Regions from separate parts of the Homo sapiens genome. Here region 2 is linked to region 1. Evidence: read pairs that join two places in POLR2A ChIA-PET (ENCODE). Cell type or tissue: HepG2. All regions are shown on one strand. Links, peaks and the distances in the headings refer to the core of each region. The heading gives the core; the rest is flanking DNA. Region 1 has its middle 8.3 kb from the start of LINC02606. Region 2 overlaps H6PD (hexose-6-phosphate dehydrogenase/glucose 1-dehydrogenase).

Region 1 (11,207 bases), core at 2,156-10,155:
CTTCACTGTCCAAGTCCGCTTAGGCTGCCATAACAAAATGCCACAGATGGAGGGATTTAAACAGCAGATGTTTGTTTTCTCATGGTTCTGGGGGGCAGAAATCCAGGCTGAAGGTGTCAGCAGGTTTGGTTTCTCCCTTAGCCTCTCTTCTTGACTTGCAGATAACCACTTTCTCTCTGTGTCCTCACATACATGATCTTCTCTCTGTGTGCCTGCACACGCTTGCTGCTGGTGTCTCTCCAGTGTCCTAATCTGTTTTTTGAAGACAGAGTCTCACTCTGTTGCCCAGGCTGGAGTGCAGTGGTGGGATCTCAGCTCACTGCAACCTCCACCTCCCAGGTTCAAACAATTCTTCTGCCTCAGCCTCCTGAGTAGCTGGGACTACAGGTGCACGCCACCATGCCTGGCTAATTTTTGTGTTTTTAGTAGAGATGGGGTTTCACCATGTTGATCAGGCTGGTCTCAAACTCCCAACCTTGTGATCCCCCTGCCTTGGCCTCCCAAAGTGCTGGGATTACAGGCATGAGCCACCACACCTGGCCTTTTTTTTTTTTTTTTTTTTTTTTTGAGACGGAGTCTCACTCTGTTGCCTAGGCTAGAGTGCAGTGGTGGGATCTTGGCTCACTGCAACCTCCATCTCCCAGGTTCAAGTGGTTCTCCTGCCTCAGCCTCCCAAGTAGCTGGGATTACAGGCATGGGCCACCACGCCCAACTAATTTTCGTATTTTTAGTAGAGACGGGGTTTCATCATGTTGCCCAGGCTGGTCTTGAACTCCTGACCTTAGGTGATCCACCCACCTCAGTCTCCCAAAGTGCTGAGACTACAGGTGTGAGCCACCATGCTCGGCCCAGTGTCCTAAGCTCTTGTAAGGACGTCAGTCAGACTGGATTAGGGCCCATTCCAGTGGCCTCATTTGAACATAACTATCTTGTTAAAGGCCAAATACACTCACTTTCTTAAGTCCTGGGGGTTAAGGCTTCAACATATGAGTGGTGGGGCACTCAGTTCAGCCCATGACATTGTTTAAAATTCAAAGGATGCATAGAAAGGAGCTGTGGAACAAGAGGAACCTTTCAGGGAGAGAGAAGCGGACGTGCAGAAACCCTGTGGCTGGAAGCACTGTGTTAAGTTAGAGGAAGTGGAAGGCCCGTGTGGCTTGAGCTCAGAGTGAGGGGTCTTGGTGGGAGTTACACTGGGAGTTGAGGGTGAGGAGCCACCTAGAACTGTTGTTGGGAGTGATTGGGAGTGATGTGGTAAGAGTTCTGTAATGCAGCGGTCCCCAACCTTTTTGGCACCAGGGACTGGTTTCATAGGAGACAATTCTTCCACACACCAGGGCCGGGGAGGTTGGTTTCAGGATGAAACTGGTCCACCTCAGGATCATCAGGCATTAGATTCTTATAAGGAGTGTGCAGCCTAGATCCCTGGTATGCATAGTTCACAATAGGGTTCGTGCCCCTATGAGAATCTGAGGCTGTTGCTGATCTGACAGGAGGTGGAGCTCAGGCGATAATGCTCGCCTCCTGCTGTGTGGCCCAGTTCCTAACAGGCTATGGACTGCTTCCGGTCTGTGTGCTGGGGGTTTGGGACCCCTGCTGTAATGGAAAGGTTACTCTGGCCACAGATGGGTTGGAGGGAGGCTCCCCTTAGCTCCAGAGCTAGTGTGATGGTGACACAGTGCATGGCATCTCCTAGTAAGGGCTCCGTAGAGGGTTACTGGTTAATGTTTTTCATAATGGCCACCTGACATGGTTGATGGGAGGACCGAATGAAAAAGAGGCCAAGAAGGGCTTAATAAATAAGTGATACGGAGAACACTAGGATAAGCACCCAAAAGTACTGAAGAGTCTGTATTTGGTGGTGCTGGATATAGTGCAGTTTAATCAGATGTGGTCGCTACTTGTCCTGGAAGGTCTTAGATGGGACTCATGCAAAAGAGGAAAGAAGTAGCTGGAGCAGGGAGGCACTGACTCCATGTGTCGTCTTCCAGAAGCCCAAGTACAGTGGAAACGATCTGAGAGAAGGAGCACTCATCTTTTATTTATTTTCTTCAGATTCAGCTGAAAGCCCCCCTTTAGTTTACTGTCAGGGTGCTGATACACAGAGCTACTCCTAAAAGATTTAGGGTACGGGTAGGGGATGGGAGTTCGCCTCCTGCAGGCGCTCAGTAAGAGTACTGTTGGGCAGCGGAAAGGTTTCTCATTTCGTTCCTGGAATTCAGTGTCTGGAAGTGGAACCTGATGTGAGCTCCCACCTCCCTTCAACTCTACCTTTTGTTTTCTTCTTTTCTTTTGAGACAGAGTCTTGCTCGGTCCCCCAGGCTGGAGTGCAGTGGTACAACTGCAGCTCACTGCAGCCTGGACCTCCTGGGCTCAAGTGATCCTCCCGCCTCAGCCTCCCTAGTTGTTGGGACTACTGGCCTGCAACACCACCCCCAGCTAATTTTTTTATTCCTTGTAGAGACAGGGTCTCACTATGTTGCCCTGGCTGGTCTCAACCTCCTGGGCTCAAGCAGTCCTTCTGCCTTGGCCTCCCAAAGTGCTGGGATTACAGGCATGAGCCACTGTGCCTGGCTTTTTTTTTTTTTAAGAGCTAGGGTCTGTCGCCCAGGCTGGGTGCAGTGGCTCTTCACAGGAGCAGTCATAGTTCACTGCAGCCTCGAACTCCTGGGCTCAAGTGATGCCCCCACCTTAGCCTGTAGCTGGGACTACAGGCATGCGTCACCACACCCAGCTTATGACTGTACGTTTTGATGGTTTCATGCAACAAAGGCTGCTCTTTGTCTTGGAAGAAACCAAGACAAGCATTTTATCCCAATGGCTAAAAAACTCTGACTGTCCTCCTCCACACCCTTGACAGAGGGCCATCTGCCAGTGATTGGGAATGCACTAGACAGCCCATCCTAATTTTGGACGGAATTAATTGTTAGAATCTGCTTTGTAACACTAGGCCAAATCTATCTCTTGTAAGTCCTGGTCTGGCCTTCAGGAGCTACACAGACCCAGTTCCTCCTCTTTACGGCGTTAAATATTTGACGATGGCCGATGGCCCTGGGCTCTGGGCCACCCTTATGAGGCCTCCAAGTCTTCTGTTCACAAATTGAACACCTTCCCCCAACAAAAAAGGTGTTTTTTTTCTTTTCTTAACGATGCTTTTATGAATATTCTTGTACATAAATCTCTTCATATTTGCCTTTGGATACATTTCTATAAATGAAACTTCTGGGACAAATGGTGCATTTTATAGTTTGTGCTATATATTTCCAGATTACCCTCCAGAATGGATGATTTTTTGCTTGTACGCCCACCAGCAATTTACAAGAGAGCCTGTTTCCCCACAGCTTACCCACCAACATGGGGAATTTTCATTCTTTTTAATCATTGCCAATCTGATAAGGGGAAATGATTATTTCATGGTTGCCTTAATTTTCATTTCTTTGATTATGAGTGAGATTGGACATGTTTTCCAACCACATCCTATACTTTTGCAATCGAGTTTTGGAGCTCAATGCAGGACCTAACATGTATTCCAGTTAAATTTTATCTTGTTGGATTCAACCAATCATTCCTTCCTGTTGAGATAATTTTGGACCTGACTCTGCAGTCCCAGCGTGTTGGCCTTCCTTCCCAGTCTGGTGTTATTTGCACAGTTGATAAGCAGTTATCTTTGGACTTATCCAAGTTGTTGACAGAATGTTAATGAGTGTAGGGCCAAGGACAGAACTGCTTGGCATTCCACTAGAGAAAGCCTTGGGACGACACTGTCCCATCTGCTGTGACAGTTCAACCTCACCATGCCTAGAAGCCTTCACCTGGGACACAGGGCCTGGGCACAAACTCCAGCCCTGGCCCTGATTAGCTGTGTGGCCTTGAGAAAGTGCTGTTGTCTCTCACTGAGATGTACTTTTGAGCTCTAGCAGCCTTTTTCTCACTATTCTGTGCATAAGAATTTCATGAGAAACGGTCAAATTGTTGTCAAAGGTCATGGCACTATCATAAAGTATTCACCCCATTTTCTAATTTAGTGGAAGCAACACAACAACAACCCTTTGTCATGGACATTGACCTCTGGGATCACCCTTCCTATGTGCTGGTCAACCATTTATTTGATTTTCTGCCCCAGAATTTTGCCCACAATCAACATGAGGTTCAACAGCCTTCAGTTTATCCAATTCACACATTTTTTTTTAAATACAGGGTTTTGGCCTCCTCAATTCTCCATGATTCCTCAAAGCACCCTGAGACGTCAGAAGTGCTCAGCACTCCCTGCCAGGGCTTGTTGGTTCTGTCGCCCTGGTTCAGTTTTCTGTCATATCAGGAAGGAGGAAGGGGGAAGGCCTCCTCTCCTCCAGGCATGGACAGAGGGCCAGAGTTCATTCACAGCTGTGGCAGCATTGAAAGGAAACGGGGGAAATGCTTAGTTTGGGGGGAAAGGGGCTTTGTGAGACTGACACATGGCAACTGCCCAAGTCACCAGCTGAAGAAACAGCTTCCATGGCCCTGCCAGAGGGACCTCTGGTTATGCATCATTCTCTCCAGCCCTGAGCTTCATCAAGAAAATAAGCATCAGCAATATCATCTCCAAGTGAAATGATAGCACATTATGTCACCTTTCTTTGAGTTCCTTCAACATCAAAATCAGACAAGACTGTTCCAAGGAGGGAGCAATAAACATTAACCCCATGTAACAGATAAAAGACTAAAAGAGAAATTAGGTAACTGATTTAAGTGACACAGGGAATCTGTCATAACTCTGCTGACATGGCTTCTTATCATGCCTGGAATGTAGTTATTGATTTACACCTTGTAAATTTCTCAGTACACGATGTACAAGTGGCCACTCCGTACTGTCTGTTCTTGTTTATTCAGACCAATAGTAAGAGTAATCATGAGAATATGCCAGGCACAGTGGCTCACACCTATAATCCCAGCACTTTGGGAGGTGGAGGCAGGAGGATTGCTTGAGCCCAGGAGTTTGAGACCAGCCTGGGCAACATGGCAAGGTCCTGTCTCTATATAAAATGTAAAAATTAGCTGGGTATGGTGGCACACTCCTGTGGTCCCAACTACATGGGAGGCTGAGGCAGCCGGATGGCTTGAGCCTGGGAGGTCAAGGCTGCAGTGAGCCAGGTTCACACCACTGCGCTCCAGCCTGGGCAACAGATCAAGATCCTGTCTCAAAAAAATAAAAATAAAAAAATAAAAAAATAAAAAAATTTATATATATATATATATAATAATGATAATAAAGGCTGCTATGGTTTGTTGATTTGTTTGTTTTTGCTTTTTTGAGACGGAGTCTAGATCTGTCACCCAGGCTGCAGTGCAGTGGTGCGATTTGGCTCACTGCAACCTCGCCTCTCAGGTTCAAGCAATTCTTCTGCTCAGCCTCCCAAATAGCTGGGATTACAGGCACATGCCACCATGCCTGGCTAATTTTTGTATTTTTAGCAGAGATGGCATTTTGCCATGTTGGCCAGGCTGGTCTCGAACTCCTCACCTCAAGTGTTCTGCCTGCCTCAGCCTCTCAAAGTGCTGGGATTACAGGCGTAAGCCACTGCGCCCAGCCAAGGCTGCTATGGTTTGAATGTTGGTATCCACTCTACAACTCACGTTGAAGCTGATCCCCATGGCAGTGGCATTGAGAGGTGGGGCCTTTATAAAGGAGCCTGAGGGAGTGCGTTTGGCCCCCTCGCCCTCCTGCTTTCTGCCACCTGAGGATGCAGCAAGAAGGCCCTCGCCAGACACCGAATGCCAGCACCTTCATCTTGGACTCTCCCAGAACTCTTGAGAAGTGAACCTGTATTGTTGATAAATGACCCAGTCTGTGGTATTTTGTTAGAGCAGCACAGATGGACTAATACAAAGGCTGGAGATCCTTACTGAGCCCTTGCTACGTTCTCAGTGCTTTGCAGAAATGAACTGTTTCCTCTCACACACCCCTGACGTAGGTGCTGGCCTCATTCCATTTTTTATAGATGAGGAAATGGAGGCACAGGAGAGAGGCTAAGTAACCTGAACTGAGGTTCACCCTCCTCCCCTCCAAGCCCAACCCTGCTTAGCTTCCAAGATGAGACAAGATCTGGCACGTTCAGGGTGCAATGGCCATAGACAGGTCACCCCTCTTCTAAAGGGCAGAGCTGGGGTTTGAACTCAGGCAGTCTGACTCCATGGTTCAGGCTCTGAATGGTAATGTTCTGCTGCTTCTGTAAATAAATGAGGATAAGAAAGGAATAATTGGAAATGATTTCTCCCCCAAACTGTGAAACTGCATTGCAAACAGTGGTCTCAGCTACTAAGGAGTAACAAACAGCTCTTTCATCTCCTGAAAGAACTGCGTGCAAAGGAAGGAGTGAGGAGAGAAGGGACATCCAGAGCCTGAAGAACCTGTAACTTGAGTGCACAGCCTCTAAGTAATCCCAAGTGGACCGTGTGAACCTGCAGTCAGTGTCTGTGGCCACGAGGCAGAACACACAAACACCAGGCCCCAAGATTTCTCACCAAGATCGTGTCATGAGACAGGACCTCGCTGCCCAGCCCCCGCCTCCCAATAACAGGATTACGAGGCTGAGTGCGGTTACTGCTGGCACAGCGAGCCACAGATGTAGCCAGGACTGGGCGCCAATCGACGGATTCCCAATATTGTCTTCCAGTTGCTAGACTACGCTGCTTTCCAGTACATTATTTGGAATATAAAAACTAAAATGTAAGTAAAGCATTTTCATACAAATAATTTCAACCGCAACAAGGCAATTGGCTTCTGATTAAGTTGGCAAGAAGAGGTAATGAACTCATTCCGATTGACATATTTGGAGATTCTCTTGCCAAATCCAATTGGCAGCTTCATAATTATGGAAACGTCCATGTTATTTCCACTCAACCAGGGTTAGGGCTGCTGGTATCTGATTCAATGTTTACTTCATGAATGAGGTCAGTTCCCAGCACAGCTGGGGTTTCGGCAAAGGAGTCAGCAAACAGCATTCCCACTAGAATCTGACTGGCGTTTGTCACAACTTCCAGGGCAACCTTCCCCCAGCTCCCCCAGGTCAGCTGCTCTCCCTAGCATTGTCTGTGGTCCGGCTCCTCTCCCTGTAGAAGCAGACTCAGCCTCGACATGATGAGGTCACATGCAAGCTTCCCCTGGCACAGTGGTTCATTCTTCAACCTGCCCCCTTGGTATTGCAACACCTCGCTCCTGGACAACCCCCGCGCACCATGAGCTTCACGCTGCCAGGAAATGGGGTAGGGTTTTAAGAATTATTTATCCCAGGATGGTTCCACGTGTGTGGTATGAGAGTGACTCAGAGTGCCATGGAAGCCATCTCCAAAGGTAATGACTTCCCATAGGTCAGAGTGTCCTTTCAGCCAGCTCCCCACACTGATGAAAACAAAAACAAAAGTCGCAAGTACTCAGAGCACTCATGAAGAACACACATTCATGGAGTGACCATCTGTGAGTTCACAGAGTTCCTGGGGAGACTCAGGGCAGAAGGGAAGGGCGGCACCCCACAACAATGCCAGGGGTCTAGCTCCCAGTGGCTCGAAGCTGCAAAGGGCTGGAGTGTCACTGACCTGTTTGTTGAAGTCCTGAGCTATTGCCATAGGATAGCGGCATCAAGAAAGTGCACAGTCAGAGTCTGAAGCAGCTATCTCTGCCCTGGCAGCAATTTCCCTACGTGAGCACAGTAAGCTAGGAGGAGGCTAAGCATGATTTGGTTTGGATCTCAAAATAATCGTGGGCATCATATGATGTGATGACTTTTGCCTAAGAAAATCTGAAAAGAGCCATGGAGAAAAAGAATCTGGAGTGGGAGATGGTTTAGGCATTGGAGGCAAAGGCAGATTCAAGAAGAAACTTCCTCTGCCCCAGTGTTGACAACCAGACTGATGGCCACGCCCCACGCTTTCCCAATAGGAGAACAATGAGACTGAAGGCAGTTGATGTGAACACAAGAATCAACAACGTAGAGGAGACACAGTCCCAGGTGTAAAGAGGGGAGCTGTCTCTCCCTGTGGCCTCAACAGGAGGAGAGGGTTGTCAGTCTAGGATGAAGACTCACTGTCTCGTCCTAAGGGTCAGTCCACCTGCCATAGGAGATTTCGGAACACCTCTCCTCACTTGAGGGTCGACATGCTGTAGGGTCCATGGGGCCCACTGGACAGTCACAGTCCCAGCTCACTTCTCCCACTGGCTTTCCTCAGGAGCTCACACTACCTGTCTCAGCCCCAAGATGTTCCTTCTGTCTGCTCCTGTTCCTGACTCAAACATGTGTTGTTTGCCGTCAATTCTGTACCCCGTTTTATCAACATTGTCATTGTTACATCATCTTATAATGTTTATTTTGTTTGTTTGTTTTTGAGATGGAGTCTCACTCTGTCACCCAGGCTGGAGTGCAGTGGTGGGATGACAGCTCACTGCAGCCTTCAGCTCCCAGGCTCAGGTGATCCTCACACCTCAGCCTCCCAAGTTAGCTGTAACTACAGGTGCACACCACCACCCTCAGCTAATTTTTTTTGTATTTTTTGTAGAGACAGAGTTTTGCCATGTTGCCCAGGCTGGTCTCGAACTCCTGGGCTCAAGCAGTCTGCCCTCCTTCGCCTCCCAAAGCACCGGGCTCACAGGCATGAGCCACCACACCCAGCCTCATTTTATAATCTTTTAAAATTATTTTTTCCCTTGAATATTCTTTGGGAAGTTTTTGAAGATATGGCTCTGACTTAGCCTGTTTTGTGCTGCTCCAGCAGAATGCCTGGGACTAGGTAATTCATAATGAACAGAAATGTATTTCTCACAGTTCTGAAGGCTGAGAAGTCCAAGATCAAGGCGCCAGCATCTGGCGAGGGCCTTCTTACTGCATCATCCCATGGCAGAAGACGGACGGGCAGGAGTGGGTGGGAGAGAAAGACAGACCAAAGGGGGCTGAACTCGTTGCTTTATAAGGAACCCACTCCTGAAATAATGGCATTAATTCATCATCCATTAAACACCTCTGAAAGGTCCCACCTCCCAACATCTCCATATTAGGGATCAAGTTTCCAACACATGGATGTTGGGGGACACATTCAAACCGTAGCAGGCACTAAACCAAGCTCTTTTCTTCCCCCTCCCTGGCCTCATGACCTTTGCTGTCTACCCACTTGGCACAGCTGCACTGGCCGCCCTGCTGATGCCCATCCACACCAGAGACACACCCACCTCAGGATCTTGGCACATGCCCTTCCCTCCAGCAGGAACACTCTTGAGGCCATCCCCACAGCTCCCTCCCTTCCTTTCAGGCTTGACTGACATATGCCCCCTCCCCAGGCACTTGCATGCATGTTCTTCCACACGTGATTCCCCCAGCTTCTATCCCCATCTGAAATAGCACATTACTTGTTCCTTATCTGCCTCCCCCTCTGGAGTGCCAGCTCTGCCTGGCAGGGATTTTTGACTCTCGCCTACTGCCACAGCCTGGTGCCAGCACAGTGCCAGGCATGTCCACCCTGCAGCATTTACTGAGTGCCCACTGCACACCAGGCACTAGTCTTGGATGCTTTTGCAAATGTTTCTCCAGTGATGGAGGAACTAAACTTCTTTAAACTCAAAGGAATCGTTGTGTCTTCTGATTCCTCCGAGAGCTTTGAGGAGCTGGGCCGATGCAATGTCACTTTGCTGTCTCCCTCCACCCCGCTGCCCTTCTGACTTCATATATCAGCTTTCCCAACAGATGTGGGAAAGTGGGGTCATTCCCAGGAAAGGCAGAGCCTTCCATGACTTAGGAACCCAGGTGTTTGCTCCACTGGGGCCAATTGCTCCTGGCTTTTTCTGAGCTCCTAGGAGGAAATGCATCTGAAATGCCGTCACCCTCCCCTGATCATTAACAGAGCTCTTGAACTGGCGGAGTTGTCAGCGAGGCAACCACAGGCAGGCAGGCAGCCATCGCACCGGCTTTGCAGAGAGGGCTGGAGAGCTGATGCCCATGCCACGGGAAAGGGCCGGCGCCTGAGCCAAGAGCCTGACTGGAAAGTGTGTGTAAGGGACACCTGGAGGAAGCAGGGGCCTCCGGCGCCTCCTCCACCGACTGGAACCCGTGGTGCTCACCCGCTCGCCCTGGGGGCTCACTACCCTCCCTGCCCAGAGATACAGTGGGGCTGGCGGCTCACCAGGCTTTGTGATCCCAATGCTCACGAGTGTTCTCCCAACAAATTGGAACTTCTTTTCTTTCGTCTCATTTGAAAAAGTCTTTTGTGAGCTGGCAAGTGACCCCAAAGTAACCTCTCTATTCCTGTCGGAAGGGAAAATATTTCCAGATCAGAGAGACTACAGCACCAAGCCTTGGCCTATATGAATACTTGATTATGCCTCCTGAGCACAGTCTCCTGAGCTTGTGCCAGTCAGTTTCAGAAATGAGCTCTGGCTGGGGGCGGGGGCTCACGCCTGTAATCCTAGCACTTTGGAAGGCCAAGACAGGAGGATCACTTGAGCTCAGGAGTTCGAGACCAGCCTGGGCAACATGGTGAGACTCTGTCTCTACAAAAAAAAAAAAATTTTTTTTTCAATTAGCCAATATGCTGGTGCACACCTGTAGTCCTAGCTACTTGGGACACTGAGGTGGGAGAATCACTTGAGGCGGGAGGATTGCTTGAGTCTGGGAGGTCAAGGCTGCAGTGAGCCGTGATCACACCACTGCACTCCAGCCTGGGCGACAGTGAGGCCCTGTCTCAAAAAAAAAAAAAAAAATCAAGAGGTTTATTATTTGCCCCATCAAGTATTTTAAGACCGAAGCTTCACATTCTCAAGGGTATGATGTCATGAAATTCCCACGTATGACCACATTTTGAAAAACAGTCATTGTGTTTTGGAAAGTGAGAGGGTTAGCCTATAATGTGGAAGATAAACTCCTAAAGTGGAAGTTTGAGATGCACAGGCAGAATGGGCCGCCGAGCTATAGCATTTGCTATGGTGAACTCATGTGACTGCCCCAGAATTATCTGGAAGTTCAATGTTCATCTTCTGAAAAGAACTGGGACCTCGCTGTGCCAGCTGTTGTTGTTCTAAGTGCAGTGTAAGCAGGTTTCTATTTAAAACCTTCACACCTGGCACTTGAGTAGTGCTTGTTTTCCAAAGGGCACCCTCTTTCCCTTGGATTTTTTGCACCTTCTCCTTTTCTGTTAGTCCGGTTTATCTCAGCCTGCTGGCATGAAGAGAAGGACAGTTATAAAAGCCA
Region 2 (11,207 bases), core at 2,237-10,236, 190 kb before region 1:
AGTTAAAGCTCCAGTGATGGACGCGTCGTGTGTCCTGTAGACACTGGCTCAGACACTGTGGTTGGGTCCTCACCTTGGGTTGGTCCCTCACTAGGACCCTCTTGGAGATGGATCTTGAGAGAGATGAGGAAGAGGCAGAGGGGGTGGTGGGAGGAGGGGGTCTGACGTCAGGGTCAAGAGGCAGATTGGTGCCCTCTGTATAGGGATGGTGGAGAGGTCATTGGGCTGGTTCTGTGGGGACTTTTGTAAGTTATCTCTTTAAACCTCAACTTCTCCATTTGTATTACCAGATTATGGCTTCCTAAAGTTGTTAAAGATTTTGTTAATCCTTTACCTGGTAAATGCCTGACATATAATAGGCGCTAAATCAGCCATTCAGTTCCTTCGTCACTGCTCCCACCTGCAGGCTGAGCCCCATTTCCACCGTGGATTTCTGACTAGTTCCCATGGGCATGCCGGCCGTGATGACTTTCCCCCTCACTTCCTTCTTCCTTTCCCTCCAACACTGGCCTTGGTTGGAAGCTAGAGAGCCAGAGAGCTGTGGAGGAAGAATTCAGTGCAGGAAGCCCTACAACCTTGGTTAGAACAGAAGGGCAGAACAAACAAATACTTGGTGTGTTTGTGACCCACCTTAGGCCTCTACTTCTCATGCATGTGAGTGCCTCAGTTTAGGCTGAACACTAGCCCAGGTGGTTTGCTTACCTGGGAGAGGTTGTAGCCACTGGCCCAGACACTGTTGTTGGTCCTCACCTTGGGTTGGTCACTCACTAGGACCCTCTTGGACATGAATTTTGAGAGAGATGAGGAAGAGGCGGGGGCGGTGGGAGGGGGGGTCTGACGTCAGGGTCAAGAGGCAGATTTGGTCCCCTCTATAGCGGTGCTGGAGAGGTCATTGGGCATGTCATGCAGTGGCTGCACAGTCAGTCCCAGCTCCCCTGCTTTCTTACCCTGGGACCTTCATTGACCTGAGCCTCAGCTTTTCCATTTGCAGAATGGGAGGACTGTCACAGAACCCCATGTGGTTCTTTCAGGATTCTTGTCTGGATTCATTGAGCTCTAATACACATAAGTACTTAGTGCCAGCACTAATCATTTGCTGGTATCACTCTTCCAGGATGACACCTACCACTCGGTGCTTAATAGGTGATAGGTACAGGCCTCAGCTCATTATAAGCATGAACTCCTTTTATCCTTATAACAACTCTGTGCTGTAGGTACCGCTATTACCCCCATTTCAGGTGAGAAAACTGAGGTACAGCCAGGTTAAATAATTGTGCACTTACTAAGGGGTTGAGCTGGGATTCAAACTCAGGCAGTTAGTCTGGAGTCCATGTTTTCTGTCACTATGCTGTAGCAGTTATTAGTCATCACTTGGTAGTTGGAGCCCAGTGGACATGGAGAAGAGGCAAGTGAGAGGAGGTGGTCCTGCCCTCTCACTGTTCCAACTGTCGCCTGAGGACCTGCCACTATACCTAGGCTGGGGCTGCCCTGCTTGTCCGGGTGACCTGTGCTCCTAGAAGAGACTGGCCTTGGTCATAAAATGGACAGCTCCACTCCCAGGCCTGCGGCCCTCCCTGGTGGCCTTTGCCGCTTTCCTATGCTCCTGGCAGCAAAGTGGTTCATCTCTAGCAAGTGGTCTCTAACTTTCCCAGGCAGAGTCCCTGTCTACAGGGCAGGCTCCCTACCCACTGACTTCCTGGAACAGAAGCCAAGCTGTCAGGAGGGAGGGACAAGCTGTGGGCTTATAACATTTTCTTAAGAAACACGTGGTGGTTTCTTGCCAGGCAGGAAGTGTTTGTTTCCACATCGTAGCCACCTGAACCATGTCTGATCCTTCCTTGTTCCTCGTCTGTCTCTCTTTGCACCCCAGGCACCCAGGCATGTGGAATATGCTCATAGTGGCGATGTGCTTGGCCCTTCTGGGCTGCCTGCAAGCCCAGGAGCTCCAGGGACATGTCTCCATAATCCTGCTGGGAGCAACTGGGGACCTGGCTAAGAAGTACTTATGGCAGGGACTGTTCCAGCTGTACCTGGATGAAGCGGGGAGGGGTCACAGTTTTAGCTTCCATGGAGCTGCTCTGACAGCCCCCAAGCAGGGTCAAGAGCTCATGGCCAAGGCCCTGGAATCCCTCTCCTGCCCCAAGGACATGGCACCCAGTCACTGTGCAGAGCACAAGGATCAGTTCCTGCAGCTGAGCCAGTACCGCCAACTGAAGACGGCCGAGGACTATCAGGCCCTGAACAAGGACATCGAGGCACAGCTCCAGCACGCAGGCCTCCGGGAGGCTGGCAGGATCTTCTACTTCTCAGTGCCACCCTTCGCCTATGAAGACATTGCCCGCAACATCAACAGTAGCTGCCGGCCAGGCCCGGGCGCCTGGCTGCGGGTTGTCCTTGAGAAACCCTTTGGCCATGACCACTTCTCAGCCCAGCAGCTGGCCACAGAACTCGGGACCTTTTTCCAGGAGGAGGAGATGTACCGGGTGGACCATTACTTAGGCAAGCAGGTGAGCATCAGCATGGAGCCTGCCAGGGCTAGGGTGAGCTGGGCGCTGGTAGACCCCAGCAACAAAGCCGCTCGCTCATTGTGGAGCTAGGCCCCAAGGCATTGTGAACTCAGAGCTCCCATGGTCTCCTTGAAGGTGGGCAGGAGGCGAGCGGGTAAAGGAAAGACAGCAGCAGGGCAGGACTGTTGGGTCCTTGTCCATGTGTCTGGCCTCTTTTGTCCTTTGCAAAGCCCCCGTTCTCGTTGTTTCCCAGTCTGGGCTCTGGCTTCTCACGGTTGCCCTGCATCCCCTGTAGCGGTGGCTCAGCAACTCTGGTGTCTGGATCTGGCTTCCTGTTGGGTGTGCTGTGGGAATCAGAATGAGCTCTCTTCTCCTGCACCCATCCACCTTTTTTTTTTTTTTAGACAGAGTCTGCTCTGTCACCAGGCTGGAGTGCAGTGGCATGATCTCGGCTCACTGCAACCTCCGCCTCCTGGGTTCCAGCAATTCTCCCGCCTCAGCCTCCCAAGTAGCTCGGAGTACAGGCGCGCATCACCATGCCCGGCTAATTTTTTGCATTTTTAGTAGAAATGGGTTTTCACCATGTTGGCCAGGCTGGTCTCAAAATCCTGACTTCAAGTGATCCGCTCACTTCGGCCTCCCAAAGTGCTGGGATTACAGGCGTGAGCCACCGCACCCTGCCCCATCTACCTTTTTTCAAAATGTTTTTCTTCCTGAGTTCTGTTTTGAGCCAGAAGGTTGGCAACAAGAGCTTAAACCAGGGAGCAGTAGGACCTTAAGTCCTGGGCAGGAGCATGGGTTAACCTCCTGGGTGACACATGTCCGTTGACCAGTTCACTCAAAATGCCTTGGAGGCCCTTGGGGGCATCCTGCCCCAGGAACCCTGGCAGAGAGTGCAGCAGCCCTGTGTTCTGGTACGTGGTGCGGGTGGGCATAGGCAGTTGTTGAGGACAGAGACATGGCCTTCCATCCCACCCTGCCTGGAGTTGCCCATAGTAGGATTCCTAAATAGGGGTCCTCAGAACTGGGCCAGTCCTGGGGAGGTTTTCACTTGTTTATGGCAAGATGAGAAGAAATACAGAATGTGCTCAATTCAGAGCTTTTCTTTGCTACATTTTTGGTGTTAAACCTATCTTTATTTTATTAAAAATTGATTGTAATAGAAGATAGGTAATTCTAACTTTTTTTCTTGGCAAAATACAAATCTGGTAACCCTTTGGAGGTCACTTGCAAGTTTTTGGAACCTTTACTGGCCTGTGAGATCGTGAAGTCCAGAACTACTGCTCAGAGGGCATCTTCTGCTCTGAGCAGGGAATAGAAAGGTCAGAGCCCTTCCCGGGAGTCAGGGTTCCTCCTTCATCGTGAGAGTATCCTGCAGCACGCCCAGTCTTCCCCCCCCGACAGGCTGTGGCGCAGATCCTGCCTTTCCGAGACCAGAACCGCAAGGCTTTGGACGGCCTCTGGAACCGGCACCATGTGGAGCGGGTGGAGATCATCATGAAAGAGACCGTGGATGCTGAAGGTGTGTGAGTGGCCCTGCGCACTCGGTCCCCCAGCCTCTGCCTGCCCGCTGTCTGCGGTGAGGCATGGGGCGCTTCTCAGAGGGAGGTTTTCTGTGGGTGTGTGGTCTCCCTTCGAGCCTGCCGTGTGCCTAGCTCTGAACCGGGCTAAACCCCAGGGTGCCGGCTGCAAAGCCCAAGTAGCCATTGCTGCCCATGAGGAGCGTATGGTCCAGAGAAGTAGGCCTGGCACAGAGGCGGGAAACCACTGGCACGCGGTAGAGGCTGGAGTCTCCCTGAGGTCCCCCAAGTTTTTGAGTGCGTGGAGACCATGGGAACTGCGTGAGGGCTTCCCCGACTGTGGTGCTTGCAGCCGTGGCGCCCCCTGCCTGGGGCACTCCCCCTCGCGTCCCCCTCACCTTCTGACCCCTCTCTCGCTTGTTAGTTCTCAGCTCCATGGCCCTCCAGGAAGACTTTCTGAGCCCTGCAGGCCCACTCCCCTCACCCTCACGGCGCCACACACCTCCCTCCCCTGCCCTGCACAGTGTTACCCTTGCCTCGTCCTTGTCCACCCTGTCTCTTCTGCCAGCCTGTAGGCTCCAGGAGGACACCGCCTCTCCCGCACTGCCACACACCTCAGACACACTGAGTATACACCCGGGAGGCGGGGGCCCTGCGTCATGCCCACCGCTGCCTTCAGCTGGGTGGCCTCAGCATGTCACTCCTTGCAGCTGTGAGATGAGCATGTCCTGTCGGTGAGGACAGCTAAGGTCCCTTAGCTGGCATTCTGTGATGGTAGCAAAGTTTTGGAGCATTGACCGTGAAGATGTAAAGCACTGGCTCTTGCCCAGTAACGATAAGAGCTGAAGTTTACTGTGTCCCCAGTCCCCAGCCGCCAGGTGAGGTGGGCGCTGTTACTAGCCTCCTTACAGATGAAGATGGTGGCGAGCCCACAGCCCCACAGTAGAAGGCGGTGGAGCCTGATCCTGGGGGCAACAGTCTGGCCCCAGCACTCAGGCCTGGCGCCGCTGCGCTGTGCTGCCAGCGCTGCGTCAGTGGCCAGCTCATCCCCGCGGCCGCTTTCTGCAGCTGCAGCGGGAGCACCCGAGGCCACTGCCCCCCCAGCCCCCGCAGTGCGTGCCCGCCACAGGGCAGGGCCCAGAGCCCTGGACCCAGGGATGGGCCAGGAGGTTTCTCCTCTTTTTCTCTCTCCCTTGCTCTTTCTCTGGGCCATTTTCTCTTTTTCTTTCCCCCGCCCCTTGGTTTCTCTTCAGCTGCTTCTCCCTTCCTCTCTGAATGTGTATTTAGTGCCAGAAGCTCTCTGCGGGGCCGAGGTGCCACAGTGAGGTACAAAACTCAGCCTCTCAGATATGGCTCCCTAATACTGCCCAGATTCACGGGTGCTGTGGGGGGTGATGATCTCATCACACTGGCTGGTGGGACAAACTCCAAAATGGAGCTGGGCGCAGTGGTACACCCGTAGTCCCAGCTACTCGGGGGCAGAGGCGGGAGGATCATTTGAGCTCAGTAGTTGGACACCAGCCTGGGGAGCATAGTGAGCCTCCGTCTCTGAAAAAGAAAACAAAATGGGTGATGGGTGTTGCAGGCAGGCAGCGTGGTGGGGGGACAATGTGGGGGGTGGGCGGGAGGCCAGGCAGGACTTCCCAAGCCAGGCCTTGAAGGACATTGCTGGGTTCGAGAAGGCACTGGGTTTCTCTACTTCAGAACCCACAGCAGAAAAGAGGCCCTACCCCCTGCAGTGAGCCTTCATGGGTCTCAGGGAATCGTCCTCCAGCCCTTCCAAATTTCCCTCCCAGTCCTCAGCCAGGGCGCTGGCCGTGGGTTGCCCCCCGTGCCTGTCTGTGCCTGATCTCCCAGCAGGCACGTGTGCTGGGCCTATGCCTGCTTCATCTTCAGAGAAGTGAGCTGCACCTGGTGCAGAGAGCCTAGAGCAGAATTGGAGGGGGTCCTGCCCCTGCTGAAGCCAGCGGGCCGGCGCTTGCCCTTCTCTACCTGGACTTGGCCCCATCCCCAGCGAGGCTGGGAGACTCCTCTCCCCTTTCTGGCAACTCCTTCCTATCTCCGCCCTGGGCTGGGGAAGAGCCATGATGTCTGGAGTTACCTGTTGGTACTGTTGCCTCTTAGTTCTTCCAGCCCTCCCACCCTGTTTCCTTCTTGGTATGTGGTGTCATTTGTGGGTTGTTTGTAGGTCCCATGGAGCCAGGGACCAGGCAGATTGCAGGCCCGATTATCCTAGCAAAGGTACTTTTGGATTTTGAAGAAAGAAACACGGAAGATATGAAAGACAGACAGGTGGAGCTCTGGGCAGGTCTGTTTGCCGGGACAGTCTGAGGATGTTGGGTTTGAACAGCAACACAACAGCCTGGGCTGGCTGTCCTCAAGGTCCAGGAGGGAGAGGCACCTGGAGCCCTGTTGTCACAGCTGCAGGGACTAAAGGAGGCCCAGCCTTGCCTGCCATATGGGGCTCTAGGGGAGGGTCCGCCGCTCCTAAGCTCCAGAGTCCAAGGCCTTTAGTACAGCTGGGCCCTGTACCTTCAGCCCAGGGGCAAAGGGAGCCTCAGCGCAGGACAGGCAGTGGGAGATCCACTAGTCCTGGAGGCTTGCAGCCTGTCGCGGTGAGACCAGAGTGGGGCTAGTTCAGTCCACGTTCCTTGTCAGAGGTGGCCAGCAGGACTGCAACTGTCCTGGGGTTTGGCCCTCACTGGTTGGCTTGTTTACCTGCCATTTACAAACAGGTCCTTGATAGCTCGTAGCAGGGAGGGACAGCCTGCTGCTGAGCCCAGCCCCCCAGCAAGTGGGCCTTGGACACAGGGTGCTTTGGCAACAGAATGAGCTTGCTTGCTGCCTCTCTCAATTTTGTGTGCCTGCGTGCCAGGGGACACATTCTTTCTGCATTCCAGGAAGGTGGCCTGGTACAGCCCTGCTGGCCCAAGCACTGCTCTGTGCTGTCCTCTCTGAGTCCTGCTTTGGAGCCAGTCCTTCAGGGGCCTCCCACCTGTGGTTCAGACTGGAAAGAGGGGACAGGCACCGCAGACCTGCAGCACACCCCAGCATGGCCAGGAGCCCTGTGCCCAGCACAGCAAGGCCTAGGCTGCCACTGCTGTCCCGGGTGAGGGCGGGAAACAGGCAGGAGTAAATGCTGCCTCCTACTGGAGCTTGGTGGACTTGGCAGGCGAGTGCTGCTGCAGTGGGGCTCAGCATGGGCAGAATGTTTCCAAGGCAGGATTCGGAGCCCGCGGTCTGACTGCTAATCAGAGGGGTCAAAGTGCACGGCAGGCCATTCTCCCCCACTCCCCACCCCACACACACCGCAGGCCATTCTCCCCCACTCCCTACCCCACACACACCGCAGGCCATTCTCCCCCACTCCCCACCCTACACACACCGCAGGCCATTCTCCCCCACTCCCCACCCCACACACACCACAGGCCATTCTCTCCCACTCCCCACCCCACACATACCACAGGCCATTCTCCCTCACTCCCTACCCTGTCCTCTGCCCTGCCAAGGGTTCTGGTGGATCCCAGCTGCTCTCCACCCCTGCAGTGGTGCAACCCTAGCTGACTCCTAGGCAGGAGTGGCACCTGCGTAACCGAAGCCAGCACCCTGAGTGCTGGGAAGGGAGGGGCTGCAAGCCAGGCCTGGGAAATGGAGCATTCCCGGTCCAGAGCTGCTGCAGGCCCCGGGAAAGGGACTTCTGAGCTGCAAGGTCGTTTGGATGTCTTCCCCCACCCGCATCACACACATCTAAGTGGGTGGAAGCCGGCTTCCCCGGCTCCCTCCCCTCCATCCTCCATGCTGGGTGAGTGTTGTTTTTTTTTCCTGCTGCAGCCTCTGGCCCAGAGGAGTTTGCTGCAGAGTCAAGGCTGCTGCACAGGCCGGAGGGGGTGGGGAGGAGGAAAGGAAGACGCGATCTGGTTCCCAGCTCCCTCTCAGCCTGACCTGGGGTGCTCCTCCTGTGCGTCCCAGTCCGTGAGCCCCTGAGAGTCACAGCCCCCCTGGGTACCCTGGCTGGGGTCTCGAAGCAGCATGGGCCATAAAAGGAGAGTCACTGAGCCTCCTTCATCCCAGAGATGACCCTGGCTGGCCCTCATCATGGCATCGGGAGGGCTCTGCAGACAGGCGGGCCCATGTGATTAATGGGCTGTGTTCAGCTGTCTGGGTCCGGCTGCCTTTTCTGTCGGGAGTGCTGGAATTGGAACTGAGGTCTTGGCACCTCAGAGCCTGAGCCTCTAACCACTGAGCTCCACAGCCTCCCCAGCTGGCCAGGCCCTCAGCAGTTGGCCTCCCTGCTGGAACGCACTCAGGGCCAGTCTCCTTGCTGCCCTAGTTTCCCCTCTGTGTAGAAGGCCTGCTGTTGTTGTTGTTGTTGTTGTTGTTGTTGTTGTTGTTAGAAAGAAGGAGGGAGACTTCCTGAGGACATCACTGCTGGGAGGGTCCCTGTCCTGACATGGGGGAAAGGAGCCTGATGCTTGCCCACCTCTGAGGGCTGGAGTGACCGTTCAGTGCCTCTCACCGAGGGACCAGGGCATCCAGGGTCCTTCCAGGCACACACCAGCTGTCCCGCCTTCCAGCCTGGTGTGCCAGAAGGGGCCAGGAGCTCACTCAGCAGGGCCGGTTCCCCTTCCCGCCCCCTCTGCAGAGCTGTCTGCAAGGTGAGCCCAGGGCAGCTGCCGGATCTCCTGTCCAGAGAGAGCACCAGCAAGCACACTGTGCTCTCCTTGGCCCTCACCTCTTTTTATTTTTAGTAATCCCAGAAGGTGTTGATGGGGATTGCAGCTGGCTCTTAGTTGTCTTTTTTTTTTTTTTTTAATCTATTTTTGTTGAGAAAACCTGGATTTCCCACAATGTGGAAGCAACGAGGAAGGGGTTTCTGGTCCCGGTTCTGAAGGCTGTGACCTTCAGCGCACATCTATACAATGCTGATAGCCCCGGCACCTCTCTCTCTCGGGTAGTTCTAAGGATTAAATCAGATAATGCACACGGAAATACGTTACAAATGGAAGTGTTGTTGTTCTTCCAAGTTTGCAAGGAGAGGCAGCGGCAGTGTTCTTGCAGTGTGTCTGAGTTCCACGTGACTTATATTGGATTATTATATAAATCCTGTAATTGATCTGTCATACTTTTATGTCCATTCTTTATGTCATATTTCTCTCTCACATATACATACACAGTTGTATACATACTTAAATCTCTATGTATTAGCAGTCTGCACAACATATACCTTTTAATATTTATATTTCTGTTCAGTTCTGTTCATACCACAGAATATGTGTTATAAACTCTTTTATTAAGCTTTTTGGTTGTTTCTAGTTTTTTGCTATTTTATTATTATTATCTTGGAGTCTTGTTATGTTACCCAGGCTGGTCTTGAACGCCTGGTCTCAAGTGATCCTCTCTTGCTTTAACCTCCCAAATAGCTGAGACTACAGGAGTGCCCCACCTCCCCGGCTTCTATCTTAGATGGTACTTTGTGAGCTTTTTTTAAAATTGAGATACAATGCACATACCACAAAATTTACGCTTTTAAAATATAAAATTAAGTGGTTTTTAGTATATTTACAAAGTTATGCAACTACTATCTAATTCGAGAACATTTATGAGCATTTTAAAAAACATATTCCCTTTAAGTATATACTTCGGCAGTAGAATGACGGGGCCAAAGGGGAGAAGTGCTTTCTAGCTGTTACTCTCTGTTATGAGTCTGAGCAGCACAGCTGGCGGGCACAGCCATGGCCCCCCTGCTTTGTCATCCTCTGACCTTGGACGAGCTCTGGATGTGCACAGGTGGGAGCCAAGTTTACAGGGGGTCTTTCCTCCCAGTGTCCACCCTGGTTGTGCTTTTCTCTATCCTTTTCATATACTGATGGGTTTCAACCCTCAACTTTCAACCCGGGAAAATACACTAGGAGCCAATATAGATCATTTTTAGGAGAAATCAGTCCACAATAACGGGCAGTAACTAGAAAAGATCAACATCAGCAGGAGGGCCAGCCCCTCGCCTCCTGTCCTTGCACTCAGCTGCATGGCCTCTTCCCAGGGAGGTGCCAGGCCACAGTCCCAGTCACTGCATTAAACTCTGAAAAGACGGAGCCAACCAGGCAAAGTCCATAAATCTACAGGCCGTGTTAAACACAGGCGCACCCCCTGAAGCTTGAAATTAAGGAATAAAGGAAGCTCTCTTTTACCCAGCAGGTAGTAAACCCGTGGAATGCATTCTTTTTGAGAATTGAGAGAGGATAAAAATAGGAAAGGGGCCGCTTAGGGATTCGCTACATTAATGAATAGTAAGCAGATAACAGGGCTTTTAGGGACTCTGTTGTGTTCCCTTCATCAAAAATTCATCTGTTTTTAAAGCTTTAAGTATGCTGTTGACATATAAATCCACTGTAATTCATTGATTGGAAGACATTTTTTTCATATTTGGACGTCTCTGAAGTTGGGTTTATCCTTAATAGGGTGACATAGTGGAACTGGAAACCCTTTTCTTTCTTAGGGGTTATAAAACAGCGATGCTTCCGCCACTGATGGCATTTCAGGTTTGATGAAATCCAGTTTATCTCCAGTGTGCGTTGTCTCCCCAGGCCCTAGTTTATACCTCCAGCCGCCTTTTAGATCATTTCATGGGGTGTTGCACCATCCCTTCAGATTCAGCAGATTTAGAATGAAAACCATCACTGCATTTTTCTCATGAAATACCAACTGTGTTTTCTAACCTCTTTATTTCAAATGGGAACAGTGCTCTCTGAGTGACCAGGCTGGTAGCCCTTCTCTTACAGCATCTGTCATAAGAAAAATTCCAACCAGTCTTTATCAGTGTTTCCTGTGTGCTAGCCACTGTTCCAAGCCCTGTGTGGATATTAACTCCTTCAGGCCCACAGAAGCCCTGTAAGGGAGGTGCGGGGATTGTTGCTTGTTCGTATGTGAGGTGATGTCAGTTGCTGGAGATCACAGGGCTGAAAGATGGCAGAGCCGGTATTTAAACCGGGGCAGGCTGGGCACGGGGGCTTATACCTGTAATCCCAGCACTTTGGGAGGCCGAGACGGGTGGATCACTTGAGGTCAGGCGTTCAAGACCAGCCTGGTCAAATGGTGAAACCCCATCTCCACTAAAAATACAAAAATTATCCAGGCATGGTAGTTTGTGCCTGTAATCCCAGCTACTCGGGAGGCTGAGGCA

The links. ChIA-PET counts read pairs that join two places held together with the same protein. Peaks named below come from ENCODE experiments on the same cell type or tissue, not always from the same donor. Only the 100,000 strongest peaks of a DNase experiment are listed, where the experiment ranks them.
Region 2: POLR2A ChIA-PET joins it to region 1 with 23 read pairs; 5 of 35 experiments call an interaction of 5 or more read pairs at or near these places.

The regions. Positions count from the first base shown.
Region 1 is chr1:9,431,666-9,442,872 of GRCh38, forward strand. It overlaps the pseudogene RNA5SP40. Among named protein-coding and RNA genes, the nearest start is that of LINC02606, 8.3 kb to the left of the region's middle. In HepG2, for the core only: no CTCF peak of the experiment used is centred there; DNase peaks (open chromatin) are centred at 3,666, 4,796, 6,986, 7,906 and 2 weaker places; H3K4me3 peaks cover 1,607 bases.
Region 2 is chr1:9,243,055-9,254,261 of GRCh38, forward strand. H6PD (hexose-6-phosphate dehydrogenase/glucose 1-dehydrogenase) reads left to right here. Exons shown (of 5, transcript NM_004285.4): 2 at 1,871-2,507; 3 at 3,912-4,029. The coding sequence starts at 1,881. Among named protein-coding and RNA genes, the nearest start is that of H6PD, 14 kb to the left of the region's middle. RefSeq lists enhancers at 5,456-6,379, 6,380-7,303, 8,228-9,150, 9,413-9,972. In HepG2, for the core only: a CTCF peak has its summit at 7,175 (motif pointing left); DNase peaks (open chromatin) are centred at 6,527, 6,827, 7,197 and 7,567; H3K4me3 peaks cover 1,645 bases.